Linked DNA regions of Mus musculus: region 1 is linked to region 2. Evidence: chromatin loops called from intact Hi-C (ENCODE). Cell type or tissue: gastrocnemius. All regions are shown on one strand. Each heading gives the region's core, and the rest is flanking DNA. Links, peaks and the distances in the headings are about the cores only.

Evidence for each region. Peaks named below come from ENCODE experiments on the same cell type or tissue, not always from the same donor. Only the 100,000 strongest peaks of a DNase experiment are listed, where the experiment ranks them.
Region 1: a loop joins it to region 2, with 4 times the contacts of the local background. A loop is called at or near these places in 28 of 42 quality-filtered maps.

Annotation. Positions count from the first base shown.
Region 1 is chr9:98,535,869-98,543,452 of GRCm38, forward strand. No RefSeq gene overlaps it. Among named protein-coding and RNA genes, the nearest start is that of 4930579K19Rik, 24 kb to the right of the region's middle. In gastrocnemius, for the core only: a CTCF peak has its summit at 3,096 (motif pointing left); a DNase peak (open chromatin) is centred at 3,075; H3K4me3 peaks cover 401 bases.
Region 2 is chr9:98,421,136-98,428,719 of GRCm38, forward strand. Rbp1 (retinol binding protein 1, cellular) reads left to right here and starts at 1,826. Exons shown (of 4, transcript NM_011254.5): 1 at 1,826-3,916; 2 at 4,318-4,496. The coding sequence starts at 3,844. In gastrocnemius, for the core only: no CTCF peak of the experiment used is centred there; a DNase peak (open chromatin) is centred at 3,783; H3K4me3 peaks cover 2,382 bases; H3K27ac peaks cover 2,668 bases.

The DNA.
Region 1 (7,584 bases), core at 1,125-6,124, 120 kb after region 2:
TCTCCATCACTTTCTACAAACACATCTTTGTAAGTTTGTGACTGTGTGAGGATTTGTGCACTAGAGTGCAATGCCCTTAGAGGCCAGCAGATGGCTTCAGATCCCCCAGCTGCCTGATGTGAGTCCTGAGACTGGAAATTGAATCCTCTACAAAAACAGTTGGCATTCTTAATGCATTCTTAACTGCTAAACCAACTCTCCAGCTCTCCTTCTGCCACTTTTGTTTGATGTTTTCATTGCATCCCTTTTATAAAAAGTACAGGCCAGTTCTTTTGTCAATTCTCTATTTATCAATATGTTTCATTGTTTCCAAATCTCCCAGCCTTCCAGAGTCTGGGAAGAGATAGGAGGATGTGTGATGTTACATGAATTATGAAGTAAATTAAGATTAGAATGTGTGGGAAGATCTCACAAGACCAAGTTTCTTAGCCTGGCTAGTAATAGCTGCCTACCTCCTGGGACCGTCTCCCTACAACTTTACAAAAGAGACATGACCAAGTATCCTATGTGGTTAGCAGGCATTGCCTATGGGAAACCCCCAAACAGGATTGAAAACACATGAAGAAAAAGAAAGAATCCAACTAGAAGGCAATTGACCTTAACTGGAAGAAGCTGAGAAATAAGAATATTAACTACATCTCATATGATAACCCATAAAATAAAGCATAGATCCACAACTCGTTACTGATAAACATTTTAAAATAATATAAGTAAGTGGAAGGAAAGAATAATGCTTTCTAATAGAAGAATGTCAGTTAGTAAACACAGATGAGATGACAAATATTATTTCAATTACCACTAGACACCATAGATCACACAGATCGCATATAAAATATACCAATAGATATTCAATTAACTGTTCACATTTGGAGAGAAACAGAGTATCAGGGTAGCCTCAGGTATCTCTGCCCAGATAGTTATGATTTGTAAAAGGTAAAGCAGGGAGCTAGGCATGATGGAATACACTTATAATCGCAGCAGAGGCAGGAAGATTTGGAATTCAAACCCAGTCTGGGCTGTATAGTGAGGCCTTCTCTCAAAAACCTAAAATAATTAAAAGGAAGGAAGGAAGGAAAGAAGGGGAAGAAGGAAGAAAGAAAAAGTTGTAGCTTCACAAACCTCCTTAATCAAGCGATCAAATTTAACTAGCACAGTAATGAAAGCCATTCAGGGACACCATTATGGAATTCCCATCCAACCCAGCACCTCCATCAAATAGTAAACAAACATCCAATAAACTTCAGCTTACAGTTATTCAGCAGTGAAATTGACTGATGGTCTTTAAAAGTGCCAAAGCCAAGAAAGGACTGACAGATTGGCTCAGAGAGGGAGCCGCCGAGGAGTCATGGAGGCTGAAGTAGCAGAAGAGCATGCTAAGGAGAACTGTTGAAATTCAGATGAGGGCAGTCGTGTAGTTAAAAGTATTAATAGCATTAACAGTAGCATTGACATTCTGGTCACCATGCTATGGCTGTGATGGGTATTACATTAGCGTTCAGGGAAGCTGTGGGTTTATGAATATCAATTAACATGGATTAATATTAATTAGCAATTTATTAATATTCATTAACTTTTCTGTGTTCAAAAAAAATAAAAAATAAAAACTTAAAAAAAACCACAGCCCTAGATGTAAGTGAAGTTGAAGCTGAAGGCTTGGGGGCAGGGGATACAGCTAGGCCTCACCTGTCTTCAGCACCTCCTCGCTCTAGTCTGCCAAAATGTCTGAATACCATTCAAGACACATCACCTTTTTAGAATTTTCAGTTCTTTTAAATTTTCATAAAAATAAGCATTGCATGTTAGCCATGCTCCCCCAATCCCACCCCTTGCCCCTTTCCCAATATGCATTTCTTCTAACTAAGCTTTTGGGTACATAAAGGTCCAATGAGTCTTGCCTCAGATATTTATGGAGGAGCACTGTCTATATTTGGGCTAGGATGAGGCAGACAAGACCTCTGTCTCCCTGGAGGTCAGAATTAGCCATCCGTGTCTTAATATAATGATAAAGACTAGTTTCTTAGTTAAATCAAGGTACTAAGGAAAAGAAAATTCACAACTCCATTTGAGAAAGGGCAGTCTACAGAGAAGCTTCTAGAAGTCCATAAAGCATGGCTCTGAAGCCAACAGGAGGAGGCACTAGACCAACTAAGAGAGGCAATATGTATGTGGTTGAGCTGAACTGGAAACGCAGCAGACAGCATCCAGAAGGCCCTGTTTGTGCGGCAGGTCCTCCCAAACATGAGAGGTGATGGAGGAACCTGAGGTGTCCAGTTTAAGCAACACTCCTAAGGCTGAGCCAGGGCACGTGGTCCAGCTGGGCCATGGACCTGGACAGTCCGGTGCCAGAGTCTGTGAAGGCACATGTATGCTCTCTGATGCCTCTTCCTGTGAGGACACACGGCCGCAGGAAGACAGGAGGGAGACACAGAGCCTGAGTTAGTCTGGACTTCTGTTCGGAAAAGCAACACGGAGGTGAGCAGGCAATAGACATGAATGACTACTCCGTTTTTTTCTCAGACTTGTCACTTAGGATCAGATTTCTGCCACGCCTTCCTTCTCATGTTACAGACGAGGATGGCCAGAGAAGACAGACTTCTGCAGTTTCAATTAGCAGGCAAGGTTGTAATCTTCTGGTTTATGGAGAGAGCCTTGAGCTCTGATACTATCTGCTCTGGGTCTCATCCTTAGCTGAGCATGCGCTGACTCTCCCTCCTACTTGCCCTCTACCTCGCTCTCCCTCCCTTACCCTCCCTCTCCCTTTCTCCATCTCTGCCTCCCTCTCACACACTAAGTTAATTATTTAATGCTCATAATATATATCTTGAGGATGGCATTTTGCAGCACTGAGCTTTAAACAGTGCGTGTTTAAATACATTTAATCCAATGAATATTTCAAGGCAATTAATCTCCACAGGGTGAAAGAATGATCAGATCTCCCAGCACATCATAATACTTTGGAATCAGCCGAGGGAATGATCTGCCGCCCCGCCGCCCCGCAGTGGGTTCAGGAAGATTCACTTAAAAGACTTTTAGAGCTGACTATCCGGTGTTAACCAGCAAGGACGTTGCTGAAGAGAAGGATTAAGGTGCCGCCTAGTGGTTGGTAGTGTCTATGCAAGGAGAGAAGGTGCTAGCATCTTGATTTTGAAGAGGACTCCTTTACAAATGTGTATATTTATATATACACTCACAAACCGACAGACACAGTCGTGCTTTACGTGAAATTTTGTGTGCTACATATGCTCATCCTTGTATGACCTGCTTGTGTGTGTGTGTGTGTGTGTGTGTGTGTGTGTGTGTGTGTGTGTGAACAAGAGTGGGTGAGAATTTCCATGGGTATGCTGGAGTGCTGCTGCTGAGATCTGGTAACCCTTCTCTGAGACATTATCATGTCTATCGCTGAATTTTTTGTTTGGGGAAATTTCCAAGATATGGTATTTGTTGTAGCCATGCTAGCCAACATTTTGAAGACACATGCACACATCCTGATATACACGCATAAATATTTACACAATCCGGTTTCTATTGATTTTAATGACAACTTGCCACAGATTAGAATCACCTGAGTAAGAAACCTCACTTGGAAGAGCTGGCTTGGTTGCCTTAATTGACATTGGAAGACCCACCCAGATTGTGGACCCAACCAATAAAAACCCAAATAAGAAGGGCGTGGCAGGGAGGATGCTATCTGGACTTTTGCTCTCTTGGCCTTCCCTCTTGATGATTTTGCCCCGTTGCTGTCATTGATTCTTCAGCTGATATCGGAACCAGTATTTCTGGGCTTCCATCCTGGACTAAGGACCAGTGGCTCTCAAAGAATGAGCAACTACCCTCTCCAATAGCAAACCATTGCTGTGAGGCTACCTGACTTCTGAGGCACCCAGTCTAAAGGACCTAGCCTCTACCAGGTTCTCAGCCTCTCAGGTGCAATTCTGTTGTTGCTATTTTAATTTATGTGCACGTAGGTGTGTGAGCACGCATAGACATATTCACGTCATTGACTGTTCTTCTAGAGCAGTAGCTCTCAACCTGTGAGTCCCAACACCCACAGGGGTTGCATATCAGATATCTTGCATATTAGATATTTACATTATGACTCATAAGAGTAGCAAAATTACAGTTATGAAGTAGCAGCACAATAATTTTATGGTTGGGGGCATCACCACAGCGTGAGGAACTGTATTAAAGGGTCCCAGCATCAGAAAAGTTGAGAACCATTGTTCTATAAGAACCCCGACTAAGGGGGAAAAATCCCACCTAACCTTGTCAGTCCTATGAGAGCTTAGTGTTTATTCATTCCATATTTCAGATAAAGAAAACTGAGGCTTGCCTGAGGTCACGTAGCTTGTCAAAATCAGGTCTGCTGGCCCCGGAACCCATCTTGCTAGCCTTCCTATTACACTGCCTTATGTTACATTCAGAGTGAACTTGGCTAGGCTAACAGTGTCAAATCAACTGATGGACATCACCCACCTACTAGACTCTGGTACTGTGCTTGGCACTGTTGGGGAACAAACACACACACTATGATGCCTAGTCCAAGATTGTGAAAGCTTTTCTTTAAAACTGGGCATGCTGGTAATGCATGCTGGTAAACTCAGTCCTCAGAAGGCAGAGGCAGGAGGTTTACTGCAAGTTCAAGGCAAGCCTGGTCTACTTAGTGAGTCCCAAGCCATTCAGGGCTGCATAATAAGACTGTGTCTCAAAAAAACAAAGCAAGCCGGGCAGTGGTGGCACACACCTTTAATCCCAGCACTTGGGAGGCAAAGGCAGGCGGATTTCTGAGTTCGAGTCCAGCCTGGGCTACAGTGTGAGTTCCAGGACGTCCAGGGCTACACAGAGAAACCCTGCCTCACCCCCCCCCCCAAGAAACAAAGCAAACAAACATACAAACAAAAAAGTCCCACTGGTTTCTTAATGATGTTATACAGTGTACTTACTGGCTGGTTTTGTGTGTCAAGTTGACACAAATTAGAATCATCAGAGAGGAAGGAGCCTCAGTTGAGGAACTGCCTCCATGGAGTAAGGTATTTTCTCAATTAGTGATGACAGACCATTGTGAGTAGAGCTATCCCTGGGCTGGTGGTCCTGGTTTCTATAAGAAAGCAGGCTGAGCAAGCCAGGGAAGCAAGCCAGTAAACAGCAGCCTTCCATGGGCTCTGCATCAACTCCTGGCTCCAGGTTCTTGCCCTGTTTGAGTTCCTGTCCTGACTTCCTCTAATGATGGACTATAATCTGGAAGTATAAGCCTAATAAACTCTTTCCTCCCCAACTTACTTTTTGGTCATGGTGTTTCATCACAGAAACCCTAAGACTACATAAACCCTAAGAATACATAAAGACTTCACTTTTTAGATCTTTAAAATAAATACAGATAACTGGGGCTGGTGAGATGGCTCAGGAGTGAAGAGCATTGACTGCTTGTGTAAAGGACTCTCAAGGACTCAGGTTCAATTCCTAGCACCCACATGGCAGTTTACAGCTAGCTGTCTGTAACTCCAGGATCTAACACATAATAGCTCACAACTGTCTCTAAGTCCAGGACCTAACACCTTCACGCCGACATACAGGCAAAACACCGATACACATAAAATAAACATAAATTTTAAAACATGATGTCAAAAAGATACAGATAACTGCAAAACATAGTTAATTTAGCAGAGCAACTTTTGAATATCAAGCATGTGGATCCTGCTCTCTCTGTCCAGCTGTACCGTACTGACAAGAATGAATGGTCCAGGGCTTAGGCATGGCTCCGTGGCTCTCACTGTACCAACAGCTCGGACTTTCTGCCTTCCTATTCCTGGAGATCAGGAAAAGTTTCAGGAGCTGGAATCGATGCAGAAGCTCTGACCAGTCCTAAGACTACCTGGACTACCTAGGACTGTGATGAGGGGCCTTCAGTATTCAGTGACACATATTCACTCTGTGGAAGTGGCAAGGCCATTCATGAAGCACACTGTCTGAGGGCGGGGGGTGGGGGTGCTAACTAAACACATTGAAGGATCCCACAACTTAGAGAAAGTTTATCTCCTGATCCTGGATGTGCAGACCTCTGGTCACAGCTACTTTGGAGGCTGAGGCAGGAGGGTTACGAGTTACAGTGGGATCCTGTTTCACAATAGGAAGTAAGGCTAAGACTAGGGACATAACTCATGGTAGAGTGTTTGCCTAGCTTGTGTGAGGTTCTAGGTTCAATCCCCCACACAGCAAGAAAAACCAACCAACCAATCAACCTGTAACTTTAGTGGAAACACTGGTGGAGTTTGAACAGAGCAACGGACATGATAGTATCATGCAATGTTCATTTCCTAGTTCTTAAATTGCTGTGCTGGTTCAAGATGTTAAAGCTGAAGGATATTTGGAGACTGTATTGTTTTGTTTTTTCTGCTAAGTCTAAAGACAGTTTCCAGGGACCCTTACAGTAGCTTCTCTATCTAACTGTCCTTTCTTCAACACCTGGCAACTAGCTGGGTCACAGTTCATATAAATTTGTCACTTCAGCCATATCAAGTAAGAAGCCCGGCAGTGTGTGACGCTCCAGGATGGTTTTCACTGAGCACGGCTGTCTGGGGGTTTCAGGTTGTCATTGGCATCCATAGGTCATAGATTCTAATTGCTGAGTCGTGTTCTGTGGTGTGGATGCCTCTGTGGAACTGCTCACCTGTGGAATGACAGCTGGGCTATTTCCAGGCTTTTACCACTCTTAGGGACAAAGATGTCATAATCACAAATTATGGGATTTCACGCATAGTTCCATTTTTCTAGGAGAAAGACCCAGAAGCAGGACTGCTTAGTTTTAGAATAGCTTCACGCTCAGGGTTTGGTTTTTTTTGTTGTTGTTTTCTTTTTTAAAAGAAAATGTTAAACTGATTTCCACAATTTGCATCATTACCAGCAGCACATGAATAATTGTGTCTCCAGATTCTGGCCAGCGCATTAGCTGTGCTGATCAGCATGCGACTTTTCCCCAATCGCTAATAATGTTGAACATCTTTTCCTAGGCTTATTTGCATTTCTGCATATTCTCTTTGATGGTTTATCTCTTTATGTCTTTTGCCCGTTTTATAACCAGATTGTTTGCATCACTGCTGAATTTGAAGCATCCTGAATACATTCTAGCTACTAGTTCTTTCGGGGATATGCAAATATAACCTAAAGCTTATGCTTTTAAAATATTTTTATTTTGAAATTAAAATATAATGACATCATTTCCCCCTTCCCTTTCTGCCCCTCTTCCTTCCCCATGCACTCTCACACTCTCTTTCAAATTTATGGCCTCTATTTCTTTGTTGTTATGTGTGTGTGTGTGTGTGTGTGTGTGTGTGTGTGTGTGTGTGTATGTGTGTGTGACTAAGTATATAAACACAACCTGCGCTGTTTGTGCTTATATGTTACTTGTATGTGTATGGTTGTATGATTTCAGAGCTGACCATTTGATTTTGGATATATTGATATGGATAACAAGTTGTCCCTCTGGCATTCCTTAGTTGAGTGTAGTTCTTCTTCTAGGATTGAGGCTCCATGACATTCCCCTGCTTCTTTAGCAGGTCTCTCGGTGTTGACCTCGCTCAGGTCTTGTTG
Region 2 (7,584 bases), core at 827-5,826:
TTCCTTCTTCTCCTCCTTCCTCCTCCTCCTCCTCTTTTTCTTCTTCCTTTTCCCACTCATACCATAGCTTAGGCTGGTCTTGAACTGGTGGGAATCTTCCCATCTCGGCCTCTTGACTATTCTGGCTATAGGACTAAGCCACCACACCCACCAGAGATTCTTCTTGTTCCAAGAGGTACAGGCAGAATAATGGCCCTCTCAAAGGCGCTGGGGAGCTAACCTTGAGACCTGCAAATGTGTCCCTGCTGTGGTTTGGATAACTGAGCCCCGTCACAAGTCCCCAGTGCTTCTCTCTCCTCCCTAGCCACCACTACATAGGAGTGCCACGTGCTCCTATGCATCCCACTGTACACACACAAGCACTGGCTTGCTGCTCTTGACCTTGGCACTCATGTTCTTAGGACCAGGGAATGAAGAAATCCCAGTTAGGAGTATCTATTGCAGGCTGCCATAAACAAGCCTGCCCCTTTATTCCCTCTGCTTGCTGACTGTCCCCTAACTCCCCCCTCCTCTCTTCTTTCCTTCCCACTCCATGCTCACCCTCCCCTGGACCCCCTTGACACTCCCTTGATTCTGCCTGACCTGAAGCTCTAGCAAGAGTCACCTTCTTTAAGGAGCTCTCCTTGATCCCCAGCACCCCCCAGAGGCCTCCCATCTCTGATGTTCTCTCCCCCGTTGTTTCTCTGTGATTACACATCACAGGTAACCCCTGAGTCACACAGAAGAGCACTTGAAACCAGCTCTTACAGAATCCAGTGAGCAGAAGGAGCATCAGCAGACAGAGAGCCAACGTAGTGCCCACAGCATCCATGGAGTGCTTTGCACTGCAGTAACTCAAAACAGGGGGTCTGCCCTAAAGCCCACACAGGCAATCTGATGCTGCAACAAGAACAGTCAGCAGCTATGACCCTTGTAGTTGCAGATGTTTACCTTCCTGGTTCCCAGGTTGGTATCGCCCCCAGGAGGTACTGAATCATTGGAGGATGAATGGGCAGAGTGTGTGGGAGGCAGGCTTTCACATTTCAAAGTCCTCTCTTCACCTTTATCCTCAGTGCCCACTGCTCTGACTTCCTGATAGAGACATGTGTAGTTATCCTCTGCCTCTGGCTCTTACAGTCTTTCTGTCCCGTCTTCAGAGTCTTAGGAGGAGGGCTGTGTGGTATAGATACCCCATTGAAGACTGCCCCAGAGCCATTCCTGCCTGTAGGCTGTCATGCTCCCCACACGACAGCAACAGACTCATATCATTCTAAGCCAATAGTAAACCCTTCTATAAGTTGCCTTTGTTTTATCACAACAAGAGAAAGCCTAACTCACTGGTTCTCAACCTTCTTAATGCCGCGACCCTTTAATACAGTTCCTCATGTTGTGGTGAACCCACCCCCCACCCCACCCCCACACACAATCACATTTCGTTGCTACTTTATAACTGTAAGTTTGTTACTGTTGTGAATTGTAATGTAAATATCTGTGTTTTCCAATGGTCTTAGGCCACCCCTATGAAAGGGTCATTTGACACATACACCACCGCCCCCTTCCCCACAAAGGGGTCACCATCCACAGGTGATACCCCGACTACCACAGAAAGCCTCCTAGGAGATCTAGAAGAGCGGGAGCTCTTGGATCTATTTAGGGCACTAGACAAAGAGACAGGCAGAGACGGTAAACTAACTGACTAGTGTGCTGTGTGCTCAGCAAACCAGCTCAGAGTAAAGGTCGAGAGACCAGGAGATGGCCAAAGTGGTCAGGGGAAGAAGGAGTGGCTAGAGCTGTGTCCTCCCTGATGAATAGCAGAGACCTGGAGCAACCTCTGTCCAGAACATAAGGATCCACTCTCAGCTCAGCAACAGACCAGGGCTTACTGTCCCTACTGTGTGTCAAGCACTACATGAGACTTTGGCATAAACCATCTCAGGAGGTTCATCTCAGGGCACAAAGGGAAGTGGCTGGAGAGGATGAAGGACTTTGGACTTGTTGGGGAGTGGATGGTGGAAGAAACGTTTGCTTAGCTTTCAAGCCTCCAGAGACCCAAACCTCCATTCCAGTGAATCAGGATGACAACGAAGCTGTGTGCCTTGGCTGCCCCTCACACAATGTCTTACACTAGATGATTTGGGCCAAAGTGCCTGAAGAAGTGGCTTCCCACACCTTTACCTTACACAGGCCTGGGACAGGCAGTCTTGACTGCCCAACCTGAGTTCTGTACTAACTGGGGAGGGGACACAGGGCCAGGATCTAGATAACAATCGGATGCCCTGAGCATGCCAGAGCAGACAAAGGACAGACCAAGGCTGTGATGGGAATCCAACTGTGGCCCTCAACCAGGGTGGGTGTGTGTGTGTGTGTGTGTGTGTGTGTGTGTGTGTGTGTGTGTTTTCTAACCCCAGAACTTAAAAATATCTGGAGATATCTTTGCAGAACTTTAGGGGACCAGGACCAGCAGTGCTACTGAAAATCTTCTAAGATTCATTTCGATAAGGCTGAGGATGAGAGTCCCTGGTGTTCAGCAAGAGAGTCCCTGAGAGAGTAAGGAGGGCTAAAATTCCAACCTTTCTCCCAGAGGACACTTGCCTACCCTGATGGTGTGCCCTTTAGTCATTTAGCTGGGGGAGGCATGGTTCTGCACTGAGAAGAAAGCATACCAGATCTCATTCCACAGGCTCCTAGGCTCTGATCTGTTGGGGGGAGGGGGGGAATTTAAAGAAATATTTAGTCTTTAGTAGGTCAAAAGGTCAGACACTGAATGTCATCTCTTTGTAACACACAGGTAGCAGGTGAGAAGGGATAAAGGTCTTCACTGCTACTGTTGCCAATGGCAACAAGGATCAGAAGCCACGGAACACGCCCACCCCCTCCCCCACCCCCTCCCCGACCCAGGTAAATAGGAGCTGAAGCTAGTAATAGAAGCTTACAGAAATACTGGGGAGTCTTTCCGTGCACAGGTATGGAAAGGGCCCAGAATATATTAACTGAAAAAAAAAAAAAACCACAAACTGTAAATTCCAGAAAAGGTCTGTGCTTTCCTTTCCTGGAAGAAGACAGAACCACACGATCCCGCAGAATAGTGTCAGTCCACACGCGCAAAAAGCCTTGGGTCTCTGACCACCACCGTGCATGGGTTCACCTGGAGCGCTTTCTTGTCCAGTGCATATTTAATACCACCAACTTCGCATCATTTCCTGGGAGAGCTGTGGGTAGTTGCTCTGCTCTTCATCCCTAGAGTTAAAACATCAGCTTCCTAGGAACTGGCCAGGCCACGGATGCTGAGCTTTAGACAAAGGCCTGTAAATGGCCTCTTCCTTGATGACGCTAGCAAACCTGAAGGAGACGCGTTTTCAACACTCAAGAGGCGTTTGAAGAACTCCCAGGGGGGTACCGGTGAGAATTCCAGGCGTTTGAAGAACTCTCAAGGGAAGTAAGGAGGGGGTACACAAAAACTAGGACCAAAAGCAACCTTTCCCCTTCCACACCTCCTCTTTCTAGGCTAGGAGGGGTTGGGTGAAAAGAGCAAATGGAAGGTCTGAACTGAAAGTGGCCAACAGCAGGGACAAACCTGGCTCTGCACCATCTTCGCCCCCGCCCCTCCCGCCCCCTGCCCCGCCCCGCCCCGATCCCCGCTCCGCCCTCTCACCCTGGGAGGAGGGATCGCTACAATGGACCCTCCTGCGGGCTTTGTGCACTCTTGGAATCCAGCTGTCGCCGCCCCGCGGAGCCCCGTGTCCCCCGAGGGCGCCCATTTCCGGGCCGTCCATCACCCGGAGTGCATTGGCAGCAACCGTCCGGGCCGAACCCACAGCCGCTCCCGCCTTCTTGGTGTCAGGCGATCCCCAGTCTGTCCCAAAAATGCCTGTGGACTTCAACGGGTACTGGAAGATGCTGAGCAATGAGAATTTCGAGGAGTACCTGCGCGCGCTCGGTAAGCGCGGCCCGCGGTTTGCAACCCCCGGCTCCCCGCAGACCCCAGTACCCCATCCCAGAGCGCGGCCGCCGGCTGCCAACCAGAGGGCCCGAGATGTTAGGGTTAATTGGTGGCAAGTGTCCGATAGCTCTCCCCGGAGGTAGATAGTTCAATCACTAGGGCAGGGCAAGCTTTGCTAGTTTGTTTTTAAAGGTCGGGGGCGGGGGGGGGGGCAACAAAACTTTGTTTTCAAAAGAATAAAAATGGAAAGGCAAGGCACAGACGGCCCTCAGAGGCCACGCAGAGTGAGCTGGAATCCCAACCTTGTTCCACTACCTAGGAACCCCGCTACCTAGGGAATCCTTTCTTATCTGAGTTTTCTTGACAACTCTGCCGCTGCTCTCTCGCACCCCTTGTAGACGTCAACGTGGCCTTACGCAAAATCGCCAACTTGCTGAAGCCAGACAAAGAGATCGTGCAGGATGGCGACCACATGATCATCCGCACGCTGAGCACTTTTCGGAACTATATCATGGACTTCCAAGTTGGGAAGGAGTTTGAGGAAGATCTGACAGGCATAGACGACCGCAAGTGCATGGTGAGGCCCCTCGACTCCTTAGCGTCACCTGCCCTCGGGTTCTGTCCTAGAGCTGGGTTAGCGTCTGGAGGGAGCAAAGATCTGGGAAATGCTGTGAATCTTCTCTCCCAGCCCCAGAGCCCCAGGGTATGCTAAACACACCCTGCAAGTGTGGGGTGGCTGGACAAAACCGATTGTTTGGTCAGATGGGAAGGCTCTAACTCTGCCAGGTGCTCAGACACACATGGCCTCACCAAAGCTCACCCTAACTGAGGAGATAGGAGCTCATTCATTTTACAGATAAAATCAACTTAATGGATTCCGTAGAGTAGTGGGGAGGGGCATGGAATTCTTGAACTCTTTGGTGGAGAGCAGAAAGAGAGGAGAAGGCACAGGGAGTCCTCGACAGTGTTATTTCTCCCAACTGATCTAGTGGGGCAGGGTGATGTAGGTCTCTAACACCTTTGCCCCTGCTGGAAGTCCCCTGGTTTGCTACTGCAAAGCTGGGATTTGACTGAGGCTCCTCCCCTGATACCCACTGAGCCCTGAGCTCCTTTCAGCCTTTCACCAAGTTCCTAACCCTATAGCACAGTAGGCAGCATCCAGGGTCAGAGGAAGAAGCAATGGGGTAGAGGAGGCCCTAACCCCTCCAAGAGTGGGAAACTGGTGACCTGCAGGCCCCAATTAGCAATACCACAGCAGACTCCGGAAGGTCAGTCAGCCTCAGGCCTCTGTCAGCATTCTGGGATTTCTCAGAGGCCAGGATACTCCCAGTGTCTCTTGTATGGTCTTCTGTCCAGAACTAGCTTGTGTTTGCTTCCAGGATCTGCCTTGCTTTGCAGGAAAGGGAAGCTTGCTACCCTTCCCTCACTTGCCAAGGGTATTTATAGTGGCCTACTGTATACCCTGCACTTCCCACCACAGCTCAGGGAAGGGGCAACTGGGAACTCCCTATTCAGCCAGTGACTAGAGGGAAGAAAATTGCAGGAGTAGGTTTTTGAACCTTCTTGTGTTGAAGGCCACACCCCACCCTACACTCAGCCAGGTTCCTCCGTGGACAGACAGCCCTTTCAGAAGCAGTATAGCTAAGTTCTCAAGGGCTGTAGCTGAAGAGGGTTAAGGGTCACCAGGAGGACCACTCACTCTTACCTGCTTTATTCTTTGGGAAACCATCAGACCAGAATCTGAGGCTGCTATTGGAATGCTGGAAAAAGTAACCAGTTGGCAGTGTACTCAGAGAGACTGGGAGGGAGAAAACTACTATTCTAGAACAATGCTATGCTCTAATGCAGCGATTCTCAAACTGTGGGTCGCAACCCCTTTGGGGGACCGCATATCTGATATCCTGCATTTTTCCATTGCCTATCTACATCACGACTTATAACTGTAGCAAACTGCAACAGTTAGTAGTAACATAACTGCAGTTATGAAGTATCAACCAAAATCATTTTATGGTTGGGATCACTACCACATGAGGAACTGTATTAAAGGGTCACAGCATTGGCAAGGTTGAGAACTGATGTTCTAACGTGTCCAGGCACCACATGCTTGCAGTCAGAAAGGACCTTCAGACAGGGACTGCCTTCTCTCTATTGTCCTGAACTGCTTCTGGGCCACAACCTAGAATTCACATCAGACATGTGTTTATTGGGGGTGGGGGTCCCTGCAATTCTGATTATGCTAGCTTGTACTTGATTGATTGTTGTCACTGATCACCTAGTAATACTAGTGAGTATTCACCGAGGGTCTACTGAGTGCCTGGTGATGCCATAGTTTACATTAACTCACCAGCTTTATTCATAGAGCTTCCTCCTGTGTTAACCTTAGGGCAAGGGTTACCTAAAGGGCAGAGGGAAGGGCAGAGAGAGCAGCCTGCCTCCCTTGAATGTGGTCATGACACCAGGGATACACAGAAGAGCAAAGCACAGTCAGTGACTGCGAGACAGACACACAAAGGTCATAACAGCCTGCGCTATGAAGACAAAGGGAGGCGAGCATGGGCAGGCTGGGGGGGGGGGTCCTGGGGTTCTGGAGGAGGTCCCTACTGCACTAGGTGGGAAGGAATGGGGTATGGGGGGTTTGGAGCACAAAGGGAAGGGCAATGACTGCCTTTTCTTAGACCTCTTGGGTAGGTGAACAAGCAAGGAACACTGCTCAAGTAAGCAGGGTAATGCTGGGATGATGTCACTGTTATCTTCGCTGCTTCAAGACCCACTAGCATCGCTCTCTGGGAGGAGGGGTTGCTATCAAATTGTCACAGACCGTACCCCCACAAAGCCAGGTTCAGCTGCCTGTCCTGGATAAACCAATTTTAAAAAGACAAATTGAGGAGTAAAGAAAAGTAAAGGGAAATTCAGTCATGGTGGCCATGCTGGGAAAGGGGACAAAGGGATCCAGTCATCCATCTCCCCAAGTCCATCTTGGGGTCCTGAAGTGATAAGGGCCCGAGATATGCACATCTAAGCAGTCCTGCCCAGGTGTGTTCGTGCCCAGTACTGACCTTCCCCGTCTCTCTTGTAAGAGGCTGTGACAAGTGGCTAATCTCTTCCCGTTTACCTCTGGCTGACCAAGGCTTAGACTTTCTTTTTGCCAGAATGAGATTTCTGAGAGGATTCCAGTCTCTTGGGGGATAAGAGTGTGGGTGTGAGGCCTGGGAAGACTTAGACTAGGGAAGGGGTCCAAGGCAGTCACTGTAGTCTGATCAGGACAAAGAAGCATCCTTGTTGGGCCTGGGAGGTCAGAGAGAGTTCTCATCACAAGTAAGTCTGATCTGGGGCTGGTAGGACAGACAGGAAGTAACTGTAGCCAGCCAAACAGGAAAGGAATGAAAGAAAAGCCACTGGCAAGAAAAGTGTCTGGTTTTTTAAAAAAATGTTATTTCAGACCTGCTTCTTGCTGGGTTCTAGGCTCAGCCTAAGGAAAGGGATAGCTGGCATCTTGGATGCCCAGGACCATGGAGGAGAGATACACATTTGTGGGTCATTGCATGGTAGAAGTAGAAAATGAGGGGGCACGGGGCTGGGGTTCAGGGAGCTATAGTTAGGGACATCCCCCAGGAGGGGCCACCTGGGCAGGGTCCTGAAGGACAATGTGGGAAGGGGAAATGAAC